Regions from separate parts of the Homo sapiens genome. Here region 2 is linked to region 1. Evidence: chromatin loops called from intact Hi-C (ENCODE). Cell type or tissue: PC-3. All regions are shown on one strand.

The links. A loop is a pair of places that touch in the nucleus more often than their neighbours do. Peaks named below come from ENCODE experiments on the same cell type or tissue, not always from the same donor. Only the 100,000 strongest peaks of a DNase experiment are listed, where the experiment ranks them.
Region 2: a loop joins it to region 1, with 2.7 times the contacts of the local background. A loop is called at or near these places in 2 of 110 quality-filtered maps.

Annotation. Positions count from the first base shown.
Region 1 is chr5:40,329,382-40,337,381 of GRCh38, forward strand. No RefSeq gene overlaps it. Among named protein-coding and RNA genes, the nearest start is that of LINC00604, 93 kb to the left of the region's middle. In PC-3, no CTCF peak of the experiment used is centred here; a DNase peak (open chromatin) is centred at 4,290; H3K4me3 peaks cover 279 bases; H3K27ac peaks cover 2,128 bases.
Region 2 is chr5:40,218,162-40,226,161 of GRCh38, forward strand. No RefSeq gene overlaps it. Among named protein-coding and RNA genes, the nearest start is that of LINC00604, 18 kb to the right of the region's middle. In PC-3, a CTCF peak has its summit at 747; DNase peaks (open chromatin) are centred at 3,840, 6,050 and 6,490; H3K4me3 peaks cover 516 bases; H3K27ac peaks cover 2,712 bases.

The DNA of each region.
Region 1 (8,000 bases):
CTAGGGGGCATGGCTAATTCCATATATCTCCTGGTCTTATTTAGAACTTAATGCCTCCAAAATAAATTGAACAATTTTCAAAAGTCAAAGCAGTTTATGACGACCTAAAAGCAGTTAGCAAACCTAATATTTGACCTGCATAATTTAGACAAAAATGTATTCATTTTATCAATAATCTTTAAAGCTGTTTTTATTTCCTAAAGATTACTAAAGTTACATAAACTAAAAGGAATTACAGTTTTTATTTTGTTTTCAAAATATTTGATTTAAGCGCTTATTTTTATTTAAGCCAATTAATTAATTAGTGCTCTTTTATATAAACATTACACACAACACATATATAATTACACAGACAGAAGAAGATTACTTCAGTAGTTGTAAAATGTTTCATTTGCTGGTTTTTAAGTTTCTTAATTGGTTATTGGCTTTAGGGTGGAGCCCTTGGAAGAACAGGGCCAGGAAAGGGGTTTCAGTTGCCTCCTGTTTTTCCCAAGGCGTCCAGGCTGTTAGAGCTTGAATATCCACTTTTAATTAAGCTGACTTTTAACCATAGCACTCTTCAATAAAGTCCTTTTAAAATTTCTTACCACCCGATTTTAGCCAGGCCAGTGAATTTTCAAAAGAAAATGTCAAAGGTAACCTCCCAGGTGATCAGAGAAAAGACAATTTAAGATAGTTTATAGTGGAGAAGAGACAAGACAAGGTTATGCAGATATTAAACCAAAAAAGGACTTACTTCCTAAGCAGGAAATCAAACCCAGACCACCAGTGTGAAAGGCCAAAATCTTAGATACTGAGCTACAGCACAGGGCAGTCTCGACTGTCCTTCCCAGGAGTCTATAGAGTAGTTCCTTTTGAAATTGCAAAGGCTTTTAACTACTCGAGATAATTTTTAGAGCTAACTATGACATAAACCCCAAAATTCCTGTTCCCTGGAAGGTGGAATCCAAGAGAAAATACTGTCATGTGGTCATAAGGTCAAGTTCCCAAGGACCTAAAACAAGACAGAGACCCTATCTAGTTTTTTTGTTTGTTTCAGGGACTTGCAGGAAAGTTTGTTATTGACCAGCTTGCTGGGCCGTCTGGAGCAGCAAGCTTATGAGGGCCTAAGCCTATGTTTTATCCTAAGGTACCCCTCAACCCAGAAAAACAAATTCATAGTACAAATACATCAGTTTAAGACTAGCCTCAGAATTCTTTTCAACATTAATCAAAACCTTACAGAAGAGATAAACAGTGATTTTTACCATTCATTCAACTGTACAGAGAGAGAGAAACCAAAAATCTGACTGGTAAGAAATTCTTACCCTTTTGCCAGCATGCCAGGCTTCTGGGTTCCCTTTCCCTGAGCGGCCCTAGTGACTCAGCTTGCTGTATCATTGCAATGGGGCCAAGCTGCATGATAAAGGAAAATTATATTTTTTTGTTCTGGCCAGAGTAAAATATGTGTGATAAAACATAGACATTAGCCACTCTGCTTAGCACTTAATATCAAACTGGCAAGGCTTAAGTTTGCCCCTGGTTGGGCCCCATCATCATTAATCCAACCTCTGACCATGAGTTTCAACATGTGGTCTCTGGGCAAGATGGTTGCCCTGAGCAATAGGCAAGATAAGAAAGGGAAAGGAGAGAGAGAAAAGCATTGCCTGTGGCAGGGTGGGGAAGGCAAAAAGGCCAGAGAAGATCACCCCCCATTCCAGCGACACTGAAAAGTTCAGGTGGCTGCTTTTTTATAGCAAAGGGATCTTTTCCAGCAGTGTCATCATCTCTCATGTTTCCCCTTTTAGGGAGGAAAAAGCTCCCTATGTCCCACAATCCTGTACATTCCTAATCCTGTCACCTGCAGCCGTCAGGAAAGAGCGCAAGGCAGATTATTCCAAGGAGAATAGCAGTTGACATGCTGTAGTGCCAAACCCATTCTTAGCCAAAAGGAACTTTACTGAGAGCCCTCATTTTCAAATGTACTTCAATGCATTGTTGTTCATTCTGATGTTCCACTGTGAGTTATCTTTAGTAATATTTTGGTGTTTCTGTAAGACTTCGCTGCCTCCCAGACCTAATGTATAAGCCAGAAGGAACTCAGTTTTCCAGAAATTAAGGATCCCATTTTTACCTAAAATATTGACTTTACTCTCAGGTTCTCTTGATTAACTTAGCCAATGATTGTTTTTTTCCTACCTAAGCGCACAAGAAAAATGAAAAAAAGGGGTAGAACAGAAAAATTCCTGTGAATTTTCAAAAGACAAATTTTATAAACCCTGCAAAATACTGCTTACTACCAGTTCCTTTCTGACCTAGTCAGATATAAGAGGCCTCTAACTGGATTCAAACCAGTTAATTCCCAGATCAAATCCATTCTTGGACCCAGTCCAGTTTCTGTCACAACTCTAAACCCAGTTTGGATCAGAAATCTGCTCAAAGAAACTCGGAGAGCTCAAAACGCAAATCCGTGGAGCTCCAAAATCTGAGAGGGAGCTTAACCGTGATCCCCAGCTGCTCTGAGAGATCAATGGACACAAGTGAGTCCTGCAGGTATCTTGAGTGTTCACTCAGCACTTCTGGGGGTCACTGGAAGCTCCACTTCGGATCCTACTCCTGACACCATCTGAGAAAAGAAAAACTTCAGCCAAATTAATTTAAAGGAGTTTAATTAAGCAATGAAAGATTTGCAAATCGGGCAGCCCCCAGAATCACAGCAGATTCACAGAGACTCCAGGGGTGCCTCGTGGTCCTTGTGGTCAGAACAAATTTATAGACAAAAAAGTTAAAGTGACAAACAGGAATCGGAAATTAGGTACAGAAACAGTGAGATTGGTTACAGCTTGGTGTTTGCCTTATTTGAATGCAGTTTGAACATTCAGCAGTCTATGAGTGGTATAGCCACTGGGATTGGCCAACACTCAGCCATTGTTACAGGTGCCTACTATTAAGTTAGGTTTTCAATTGTGTCTGACTATTAAGATAGGTTACAGTTCATCCACAAGGACTCAAATATAGAAGTATGGAGTCTTTCTCAGGCCATATTTATCTTGCTTTAACTCTATCTTCTATTTTATAACCATTGGTTCCTCAATAACATCTAGAATGCCACAAATCACCACAAAAGTAAAAACTGGGTGATGGATTAAATGAGAGGGAGGGAGGGAGGGAGGGATGGATGGATGGATGGATGGATGGGAAGAGAGAGAGAAACATATGTCCTTGACTCTTTATTTTGGTGATTTACACCAAGAAAAGAAAGCTAACAAACTGTTTAATCAGAACTATATCAACTTTTAGGTTTAAAAAATTATTTTGTGAAAAATCCATTAGAATGTTTCAGAGATATGATGATTGGTATGCAGATAAATTTCATTTTTAAATATTTGGTTAGAAAAAGTTAGAATTTTTCAAAATATAAAATTATGAATTACATAAACACTCAATCATATTTTGTCCCTTTTGATAGATTATGTGAGTAAAAGAAACGCAAAAAGACAAAAGAATATAGATGGATTCAATGACATATAAAATCTTTATAATCTAAGCCAAATAAAATTATATAGCACTGGCAACTTTGTCATGACTAAATTTATGAGTGTAACACTAAATAATGAACTGTTTTGTGTGTGACTTATAAAGTAGACTCATTGTTGAATGGGAGAAATATATTATCCAATGCATTTTGAGCAAGATGAAATGTAAGGTACCATTTTTATAGAAATATTTTAGAGGAAGCTGTTCAACATTGGAGGATAATAGCCGTTACTTATAAAATACAGCATTTCCCCTCTGATTCATAGGAAAGTAACAAGATCTTTATCAGAATGTTCTCATTTCCACATAATTCAAATACCATGTATATCAAAAAATAACAAGTAAAGACAAAATTTATTAAATTTTAGAATATGAATGGCATTGATCATAGTGAATACATTTGACAAAATCAAATAACCAATGGAGCATATTCATTTTGGTGAGTATTCTTAGTAAAGTCTTTAGGTCTCAGTTTCTTTTGAAAAATAAACTGGTTGTGAATATTACATGAGATAAAATAAACGGAAAGGCACATTGTAAAAGAGTGATAAAGCAATACATAAATATAAATTCTAAATGTTATAACATTGTGCATAGTCATTGTGCATGTTAAATGTTCAAAAAATAACTGAGTTAATGATTGAGGCATTGCAGGAAGTCTGGGGTGAGGCACTTGGCAGGAACTGCCACACAGGACTATTTTCTTCACTATGACAATGCTCTAGCTGAGAGTGAATGTTTTTAATATAAATGGTTTTACTCAGCTTAACAACCTACTGGATTCACTATTACAGTCATGAGTCATTTAAGCACAGGGACATATTCTGAGAAATGTGTTGTTAGGCTATTTTGTCATGTGAACATCGCAGAGTGTACCTACATAAACCTAGATTGTGTAGCCTACTATGCTCCTAGGGTATTGCTCATAGGCTGCAAATCTGTACAGCATGCGATTGAACTGAATTTTGTAGGTAGTTGTAACAAAATGGTATTTGTGTGTATCTACACATAGCTCAATACAGAAAAAGTACAGTAAATATAGGTTATAAAATATTAAAAATGATATACCTGAATAGAGCACTTACCATGAATGGAGGTTACAGAACTAGTATTGGCTTGGGTGAATTTGTGAGTGAGTAATGAATGAAGGCTTAGGACAATACTGTACACTACAGTAGTGTCAGTAATGTTTAAACTGTGCACACTTAGGCTATGCTAAATTTATTCTTTTTAGTTTTCTTCAGTAGTAAATTAACCTTAGCTTACTGTAATTTTTTCTTCATAGACTTCGTAATTTTTTAACTTTTTAACTCTCTCATAACTACACTTAGCTTAAAACACGAACACTTTTTTCCTTTATATACTTATTCTATAAGGTTTTTCTATTATTAGGCATTTTTTTTTACTTTTTAAACTTTTTTGCTAAAAACTAAGACACAAACACACACATTAGTCTGGGCTTACAGGGGATCAGGATCATTAATATCACTGTCTTCCACTTCCAAATCTTGTCCAACTGGAAGGTCTTCACAGGTAGTAACATGCATGGAGCTGTCATCTCCTATGATAACAATGCCTTCTTCTGGAATACCTCCCGAAGGAGCTGCCTGAGGCTGTTTTACAGTTAGCTTTTTTGATTTTAATAAGTAGAAGAAATGCACTCTAAAATTACAATAAAAAGTATAATATAATAAAACATAAACCAGTAACATAGTTGTTTATTATCATTACCAAGTATTATGTACTATGCATAACTGTATGTGCTACACTTATATATTCCTGGCAGCACAGTAGGTTTGTTTACACCAGCATCACTATAAACATGTGAGTAGTGCCTTGCCCTACTACATTTGGATGGCTACAGTGTCACTAGGTGATAGCAATTATTCAGCTCTGTTATAATCTTATTCAACCACTTTAGTGTAAGCAGTTCATTGTTGACCAAAATGCTGTAATGCAATACATGACTGTATTTAATACTGTTTCCACTATTCAAGCACAACAGATCATTCATCATCACAATATTATTATAATCAATACTATTCAAAGGAGAAAACACAAGCTCTGGAAACAATTTCAAGATAGGAGTTTAACTCACTAATGCAAAAAAGACACATCATCAAAAAAGCAGTATTCAAAATGTGAGGTTGATGACACTTATGATATCATTATTCATAGGATGAAGAATTCTGGCATTTCCATTCATCTTTCTACCACCTATATGTCTAAGGCAGACATTGCAGAGCAACTACCTCAACAACCTTACAGCCCTTTTCCTTATGCCTTTCTATAATGCAGAAACAGGAAACTAAAACAAAATGACATTTCTCAGACTGCTTGCAGCTGAATTTTAAAATATGATTTAGATCCAGATGGGATTAAGACTTGGGCAACAGAATGAGAAAGAGGGCACCTTTCTGCTGCTTCAGATAATTCTGCTGGCAAACCCAATGGTGGTGGTAGTTGGATTTCCAAAGCAGCAGTACTAGAACTTGTAGACACAAACAGGGCAGGATTTGAATAGGTTTGGACATGTAATTTATTACACCTTATGTTTGCAAAAATCTTAAATATTAAAAAAGAATGAAATGAAAATTTTAGAACTAAAAAAAATACAACAATCAAAATAGCAACTCACTGGATGGACTCAATAGAGGATGGTCATCACAGAGGAAAGAATCAGTAAACTTGAAATTATCTGAACAACAAAATTTTATTCTAGAAAAATACAATAAACAGAATCTTAGAGACTTGTGGCAAAATATTAAAAGACCTACTATTCACATCATCCGAATCCCAAAAGGAAAGAAAGTTTGATGCAGAAAAATATTTAAAGTGATAATGCACTTTAAAAACTTCCAAAATTGAGTTGGGTGTGGTAGTGAATGACTATAGTCCCAGCTATTCAGGAGGCTGAGGCAGGAAGATTGTCTGAACCCAGAGGTAAAAATTCAGCTGGGGCAAAATAATAAGACCCCATCTCTAAAAAAAAAAAAAAAGAACAACAGGGAGGCTTCCAAGATGGCCAAATAGGACCAGCTCTGGTCTGCTACTCCCAGAGAGATCGACACAGATGGGTGATTTCTGCATTTCCAACTGAGGTACATGGTTCATCTCACTGCGGCTAGTTGGACAGTGGGTGCAGACAATGGAGGGCAAACTGAAGCAGGGCAGTGTGTCTCCTCATAGAGGAAGCACAAGGAGTTGGGGGATTTCCCTTTCCTAGCCAAGGGAAGACATGACAGACTGCACCTGGAGGAATGATACACTCCTGCCCAAATACTGCACTTTTCCCACAGTCTTAGCAACCAACAGACCAGGAGATCCCCTCCTGTGCCTGGATCGGCAGGTCACACGCTCACAAAGCCTTTCTCACCGCTAGCACAGCAGTCTGAGATTGACCTGCAATGCTGCAGATTGGCAAGGGAAGGGGTGTCCACCATTGCTGAGGCTTGAGTTGGCGGTTTTATGCTCACAAAGTGGCCAGGAAGCTCAAACTGGGCAGAGTCCACTGCAGCTCAGCAAGGCCTACTGCCTATCTAGATTCGACCTCTGTGGCAGAGCATAGCTAAACAAAAGAAAGACAGTCTCTGCAGGCTTAAACTTCCCTCTCTGACAGCTCTGAAGAGAGCAGTGGTTCTCCCAGCATGGTGTTCGAGCTCTGAGAACGGACAGACTGCCTCCTCAAGTGGGTCCCTGACCCCCGTGTAGCCTGACTGGGAGACAACTCCCAGTAGGGGCCAACAGACACCTCATACAGGTGGGTGCCCCTCTGGGATGAAGCTTCCAAGGGAAGGATCAGGCAGCAATATTTGGTGTACTGCAGCCTCCACTGGTGATACCCAGGGAAACAGGGTCTGGAGGGGACCTCCAGCAAACTCCAACAGACCTTCAACTGAAGAGCCTGACTATTAGAAGGAAAAGTAGCAAACAGAAAGGAATAGCATCAACATCAACAAAAAGGACATTCACACCAAAACCCCATCTGTAGGTCACCAACATCAAAGACCAAAGGTAGATAAAACCACAAAGATGGGTAGAAAACAGAGCAGAAAAGCTGAAAATTCCAAAAACCAGAGCGCCTCTTCTCCTTCAAAGGATCGCAGCTGCTCCCCAACAAGGGAACAAAACTGGACAGAGGAATGACTTTGACGAGTTGACAGAAGTAGGCTTCAGAAGGTCGGTAATAACAAACTTCTCTGAGCTAAAGGAGCATGTTCTAGCCAATCGCAAGGAAGCTAAAATCCTTGATAAAAGGTTAGACGAATGGCTAACAAGAATAAACAGTGTAGAGAACACCTTAAATGTACTGATGGAGCTGAAAACCAAAGCACAAGAACTTCGTGATGCATGCACAAGCTTCAGTAGCCAATTCAATCAAGTGGAAGAAAGGGTATCAGTGATTGAAGATCAAATTAATGAAATAAACCAAGAAGACAAGATTAGAGAAAAAAGAGTGAAAAAAATGAACAAAGTCTCCAAGA
Region 2 (8,000 bases), 110 kb before region 1:
CACTTAAGATGATGGCCTCCGGTTCCATCCATGTTGCTGCAAAATACATGATTTCATTCTTTTTTATGGCTGAATAGTATTCCATGGTGGATTGATCTATCTATCTATCTATCTGTCTATCTATCTATCTATCACATTTTCTTTATCCATTCTTCCACTGACGGGCATTTAGTTTGTTTCCATATCTTTGCTATTGTGCATATTGCTGCTATAAGCATACGAGTGCAGGTATATTTTTGATATAATGATTTATTTTCCTTTGGATGGATACCCAGTAGTGGGATTGCCAGGTTGAGTGGTAGTTATGTTTTTAGTTCTTTGGACATCTCCATACTGTTTTCCAAGGAGGCTGCACTAATTTACATTCTCATCAATAGTGTAGGAGTGTTCCCTTTTCTCAACATCCTTGCCAATATCTGTTTTTTGACCTCTTAATAATTGCCATTCTGACTGGTGTAAGATGATATCTCATTGCGATTTTAATTTGCACTTCTCTGATGGTCAGTGATATGGTTTGAATGTTTGTCCTCTCCAAATCTCATGTTTAAATGTGATCTCCAGTATCGAGGGTGGGCCTGGTGGATGAACAACTTGGTGCTTTCCTCATGGTAATGAGTGAGTTCTCTCTCATGGTTCACTCAAGAGCTGCTTATTTAAAGGAGCCTGGTGCCTCTTCCTCTCTTTCTTGCTCCCTCTCTTGACTTGTGACTCACTAGCTCCCCCTTCACCTTCTGCCATGAGTGGAAGATTCCTGAGGTCTCACCAGAAGCCAAGCAGACACTAGTGCCATGCTTATACAGCCTACAGTACCATGAGACAAGTAAAATTTTTGTCTTTATAAATTATTCAGTCTTACGAATTTCTTTATAGTAATGTGAAATGGACTAACACAATTAGTGATATTGAGCATGTTTTTATATATTTTTTGACCATTTATATGTTTTATTTTGAAAAATATCTGTTCATGTACTTTGCCCACTTTTTAATGGGCTTATTTGTGTCCTTTGTGTTGAGTTATTTGAGTTTCTTATAAATTCTGAATACCAGTCCCCTGGCAGATGCATAATTTGCAAATATTTTCTCCTATTCTGCAGGTTGTCTGTAGTTTTATTGATAGTGAATACATGACAGAAATGCCTTAGTTTGGGTAACTTGGCCAGTCATCTTTCTTTCCCATGGGTGGAGAAGGAAAGTATTTGAAGCACTCTTTGATTACTTTGACTGCTTCCAGATCTCATTATTTTCAAATAAACTGCTTTCCATAATAGAATAATAGATTCATGTTATCATCATTCATCAGAAAGGATTCATGGGGACAAAGAATATTGTATCACCTCATTGAAGACCCAATATTCAAGTCATTGACAACATGAGTTTTATAGTCTACAAGTGAATGGTAAAGGAACAAATGGTAGATTATGTTTTTGGGAGCTGTTATGGAGGAGTAGAGACTGGAGAGATTTAGATAACACTTTTGTTAATTGATCTTATCTTACAAGAGCTGAAATAATGAAAATAAGGGATAATTTGTCCTGAAGTACTCAGAAATGAATTCTGTTAAACTAGGCTTAAAAGCAGATGATAGAACCTGTTCATCTACATGCCCTGAAGTAATTAGATATTCTCCATTATCATTTCTAATATTCAATGTGACTAATGAGGCTATTAATCATGCAATTGCATTTTGGGTTTTCTTTTTGCTTTCTTTTCGGGAGGGTGTTCTTTAATTATGCAATTAACTACCTTTCATTCAATTTTATTTCAATCTATTCTTTCTGGCCTCCAGCTAAATAGCTAAATAGTGGTGAGTGACCCTGAGCTATGCCACATGGAGAAGATTCGCTTAACCAATGCCTGCCTGAATTCCTGACCCACAACATCATGAAATATAATAAAATGATTGTTGCTATAAATCCCTAAAATTTGGCATAATACATGGTAGATCAAAACAACAGACTACCAGAACACCGGGTCTAATACTTTTCAATGCACAGGATTCTGAATACCTCCTTAATCTCTGCTGGCTAACAAAAATGATCTGTTACGGTACAAGCTAATTGCTGGAAAGAAATCACAAATTTCACTGATTTAACACAATATTTATTTCTCCTTTACATATCAGTCAAATGAAGTTCTGAAAAAGTATCTCTGCTACACAGTCTGTTAGGCACTATAGGCTCTTTTCATCTAGTGGTTCTTCAATGTGCTAGTGCTTGAAATTCTTCATTAGATCTTCTGCATTTGGGCAGCAGGCCAAGAAACAGAGGAAGGGTAGCAGATAGTGCAGAAGGTTTGACACTTAAGCCTTTGAGTGGCTTACATCACTTTTGACTCCTTTCCATTGACCAGAATATAGTCATAGGCTGCACCGACCTGTGAGAAATTGGAAAAATGTGGTCTAGCTCTTTGTCCCCGATGAAAAGGAAACAGGGTTTTATGAAGATATAACAGACTCTGCCACATATGGCTGTATTAGCATGAAATGGCATTGTCTCCTGATCTGTGAATTTTGCCACTGTGTGAGCAAGCCAGATGCAGAGCAGAGTACTTTTTTGTGTGTATAAAGAAAGACTACTACACTCACAAATGCCCTGCTCCTTAAGCACTTCCTTGATCCCTCACTACGAATCCAAGAGTTACAGTCATTACAATTGTTTCCTCTCCACTGTGCTACCTACTTAGATGTAAAGTCTTCAAAAGGGAGAAAAAGAAAAGAGCCATGTAGTTTGGGATATGATGGGAGAATAAGGCAGGACTCTGGCCAGCTCAGAAGTCAGCTGCTTGAGTTTCTATCAGTGGTCAAAGACTGTACTTAAGCCAAAGCCACTTCATGTTATCTTTCAGCTCTTTTGTTTCCCTGATTTGGCTACTCTGTCAAGCCCATCAAAGCTGTGATCCTCAAATCCCTATGAGTTACATTTATGGTTTTCTCTTTAGCCTTCAATATTGCTGTCAACCTTGGTGCGTGTATGTGTGTGTGTGCATGCATGTGTCTTTATAGGTCTTTAATTAGAAGTTGAGAGAATTATTATACATAACTGGGCTGCCACTGTAAGTGAAAATTTTCCTCAAAGTTGTCCTCTTTGAAGTTTAATTTGTTGTTGTTTATTGTTTTGTTTGTTTATTGTTACTTCCAGTATGGCTTTGAGTTCAGTGTAAACAATAAGCAACTACATCATAGAATTCAACGTTAGTGTTTCAGGAAGAACAAAATCAAAAGACAAGTTTCAGAGCAGAGCAAACACCTCAGACATCACTATTTGAGGCTGGTACTATTTACCACAAAGTTTCATTGCAGCCTTAAAGTCCTCAACCCATCCGTTTGGGTAGCCACTACCAATCAGTGTGGACATGTGATACTGTGTGATGCTACTGAGCCAAAATGACCTTATTTTGCTCAAATGGTTTGCCCCATTAACAAGTATTTATTAAGCATCTACTATGTGGCAAGCAGTTTGGCCTTTGCTGGAGATAAATGGTAAAGAAGAGCATACTCCATACCACCAAGGAGCACATGGCCTTTTGGTGAAGACAAATAACTAAAATTACACACAACGTAAGCCCGGGATGCCATGGAAGCACCTGGACCAAGCATCCAACATAGTCCTGAGGATCAGGAATGGCTTCTGGGAGGAAACAGAGATTTCATGGATAGAGGGAATTAATCAAGTGAAGTGGAGAAGCAGAGTCTTCCAGGTATTCCTTAAACCCCATCTCAGCATTTATCCCACTGTTCAGCCATGTTTCTGGGAAATTCTCTCTCTCTCGGGGACTCCTGAGCCTAATTCCTCAGGCATGACATGGATGTGAGCGACATTATTATATCACGGTGAATCACTTGTCTTTGGTTGTGGTGTTGAAATTGCAAAGGGATGACATAACCTGGCTGTGGTTCTTATTTGGGAAACCTACAAAAAGAATTTTTGCTCTTCTTTTTTCTTTTTATAGAACTCTGCCCTCCATTTTCTCCCTTGGTGAGGCATTCTGGGAAAAGTTCTTCGGTCACAGCAGACTTTCCTGAACTACTGTAGAACTACTGTCTCATAGAAGCCACCTCTACCCACCAAAGTTGGCTTTTATTTTTGACTTCACAACAAAGAGTCTAGGAGACCACAAATCATAAAACCAAATTTTTTTTATCTTATCCTCATTAGTATAAAGCATGATTTTGTTATCATTTGGGAAGAGATTTTTTTTTTTTTTTTTTTTTTTTTGAGATGGAGTCTTGCTCTGTCACCAGGCTGGAATGCAGCCGCGCGATCTCCGCTCACTGCAACCTCTGCCTCCCGGGTTCAAGCGATTCTCCTGCCTCAGCCTCCCGAGTAGCTGGGATTACAGGCATGCGCCACCGTGCCCGGCTAATTTTTTTTTGTATTTTCAGTAGAGACGGAGTTTCACCATGTTGGCCAGAAAGATCTTAATCTTTTGACCTCGTGAACCGCCCACCTCGGCCTCCCAAAGTGCTGCGATTACAGGCGCGAGCCACCGCACCCGGCCTGGGAAGAGATTTCTTTGGGGAAGTATGATTATTTTTCTAATAGTTTCCTCATGGAAATGATCCTGAGTTGTTGAGTTTGCAAGAGTCAACTGCATGCAAAGACGTGGGATAATGGGCATTGCAAGGATCCCCTGCCCTCAAACTTCTTCCTTGCTCCCAGCCTAGGTTTTGATTCCCCTAATTAAATATTGCTGCTTTGGAGTTACCCAGAAAGTTTGTGGCTAAAACAAATTATGTCTGGTCCTGATAAAACCTTCATGCCTCAGCTTCTATTCATATTCTAGCTTAGCTATCTTCCAGCTTTGTTTTTTTAAATTAACTGTAACTAGCAGAGAGCTGGCCTTGTGAAAATAGAACTCAGAGCAGATCTTGTCTGGTAGGAAGTAGTTAAAAGGATTTGCACCACCTGAGGGGACATTTCTGGAAGGGCTTTCCCAGTTATACTCTCTGTTAAGTATTAAATGTGCAATGGGGAAATAAGTTAAAAATCATAATATATAACGATAATTAAATTATTAGAGGTTTCAAAGACAATAAGCACATGAACATGTTTCATTTTTGAATCAAATATCTTCTCCCCTCACTTTCACTACCAGGAACTGAATTTGGATATGTTGTTCCTGTTTAAGCCTAAGAAGAAATGGGGGACGGGTGGAGGAAATAATAGATCAAGTAACACTTTAACAAGTTGAATTCAGTGAGTAAGACATCTCATTGTAGCCTTTTGTTTCTCTAGATCTTACTCTCTGTTTAAGTATAGCCTCCTTAGATGTTTATACTTAAGTAGTTTAATATAATATTATAATATTTTTAAAAAGCATAATCACATAGACAATAATGCTGCTTATAACCCTGATTTAATTCATTTGGGGGAATCTGAATTGGTGGGTGTAGGAGAATATAGCCAACTTATAAACCTAATACTAATGATGGTTTTATAGTAACTGGAAGTCATAGTGTTAAAAAATAATAATAATAAATTTTTAAAAAACAAACCTACAAGCCTGAACTACAAAATAATTGCAAGCCTCTCAAAACATACAGTATTTTCACCGTGTAAACATAATGTAGTAAAATTTCATTTAACTGAACCTAAAGTGCTGGATCCCTAAACTAATAGTATTTTTAGTATTTTATTTTTTAGGAAGGGGGCATAAGAAAGCAAAAAAATCAGACCATGTTAGAAGACTCAAAAAAGCGTATTCCAGCATAAATCTAGAGATGAGAATACATTCAGAGTAGTCTCCCAAGCTTCTGCATTGATTCTGCTCTGTGTTAAAGACATAAGCTTCAAAGGCAGGAGAGTGATTTAATGCATTTCAGAAGAACTTTGAATAACATTTTTGAAACAAAAAGGGATTTTCCACATTAGCCACAGCTGACCACAAAATACAATTTAATGACTTGCCCCACTTCCTAAGTATCTTGGTTGAGGCTTAATGTTTGCAGCTGGTGGAGCATTTTGCCATATTGTAGTTTGCGCATCTCATCCCTTTTTGGACCATATACTCACTTAGAAACAATCCCAGTCTCATTGCTTTTGTGGCACGAGGTCTTCCGATGATCAACTGTATAGTAGGGTGACTCACATCTTACCAACTCAATATAAGCAGCTGAGAGAACACAGTGCCAGTATATGTCCAGTAATTCACTGCATGGTGGTTTCTCTGAAATCTTAATGGAATGCCCCTCACACAGGCGTAGGCACACATTATGCACTCCGTACACACTCTACTCACTACATAGGGAGACTATAACTCTTACACTTTCATTTATACCCAAACTATGTGATTTGGGCAATTTTGACTCTTCTGGTTTGTTTTGAAATCTTGGTTGCACTTTATGTTTTCTGTTGAAAATTATGTTTTATTTAATACTTGACGAGAGGTTGAATTGTCTGCTTCATTTTCTCTTCTGAGTCCCTGTATGATGCCTTCAGTCAAGTCACAGGTGCCCTTTGGAAAGCTTAACTTCACTGCTGAGTCATGTTGTTGCTAAGCAAGCCAAAACTTCCTCCCATCCCGAGAGGCTCATTCTTCTCAAATTCTCTTCTTTTTCTAAGGACACCAGAACAGGATGGGTAAAGTGAACTTAATTTCTAAGTATGTGAATTTTTAGTGTTATCCATTTCCAGAAACATTTATTACAATACTTAGATTGTAGGACCTCTTCTGTGTTAGTCCATCCTCACGCTGCTAGTAAAAACACACCCAGCCAGGCATGGTGGCTCATGCCTGTAATCCCAGCACTTTGGGAGGCCAAAGCAGGTGGATCATGAGGTCAGGAGATCGAGACCATCCTGGCTAACACGGTGAAACTAAAATACAAAAAATTACTCTACTAAAAATACAAAAAATTAGCCAGGCGTGGTGGCAGGCACCTGTAGTCCCAGGTACTTGGGAGGCTGAGGCAGGAGAATGGCATGAACCCGGGAGGTGGAGCTTGCAGTGAGCCGAGATCGCCACTGCACTCCAGCCTGGGCGACACAGCGAGACTCCATCAAAAAAAAAAAAAAAAAAAAAAAACACCCAAGAGTGGGTAATTTTTAATGAAAAATAGGTTTAATGAATGGACTCACAGTTCCACATGGCTGGGGAAGCCTCACAATCATGGTGAAAGTTGAAGGAGGAGCAAAGTCATGTCTTAGGTGGCAGCAGGCAAGAGGGCATGTGCAGGGGAACTCCCCTTTTTAAAACCATCAGATCTCATGAGACTTATTTACTATTATGAGAACAGCATGGGAAAATCCTGCCCCCATGATTCAATTACCTCCCACCAGGTCCCTCCCATGACACGTGGGGGTTATGGGAGCTACAATTCAAGATGAGATTTAGATGGGAATGCAGCCAAACCATATCACCCTCTAATACATATAATCTAATAGAGACCTGGAAAAATATTTAGCTGGTCATACACACTGACACACACATTTCTATTTTAGTCTGATAGAAGCCAATACTCAAGTTAGGAACTCTGGGTTTTAATTTGTAAACCTGTGTGATCTTGGGTTTTGGAAGCACTTAGACCTTCTGCTGCTACATCACTTGATCCTGGGACCAGAGGCAGTAGAAATAGGCTGTGGACACAAGCCACAAAGAGCTCCATGAAGAGAGTAAAACTCTAACATCTACATCAAGAAGGAGAGATCTGTAGGACCATGAAAAGATGCACGGAAGGACCAATCAACTCAGCTTGAACAGTTAAGAAAGGTGACACTGAGAAAGTATCACCTATTCTAGAAAATGGACAGGAATTATTGAGGTAAGAATGAAGGAGATGGGAGTGAGATGGTGTCCCTAATAAAGCCATGGCTTATGCAAGTGACCTTGGAAGTAGGGAGAGTATGTATAATTCAGTCTGACTGAAGATTAAATTGCAAGGAAGTAGGAGATGGTCAAGGGGTAAGACCAGAAAAGTAAACAGTAGCACTCAGCAGTGTTATTCATTTTATTCCCTGAAGTCTAACTGTGGACTGCCGTAGTTTCCTGGGTATGGAGTACAG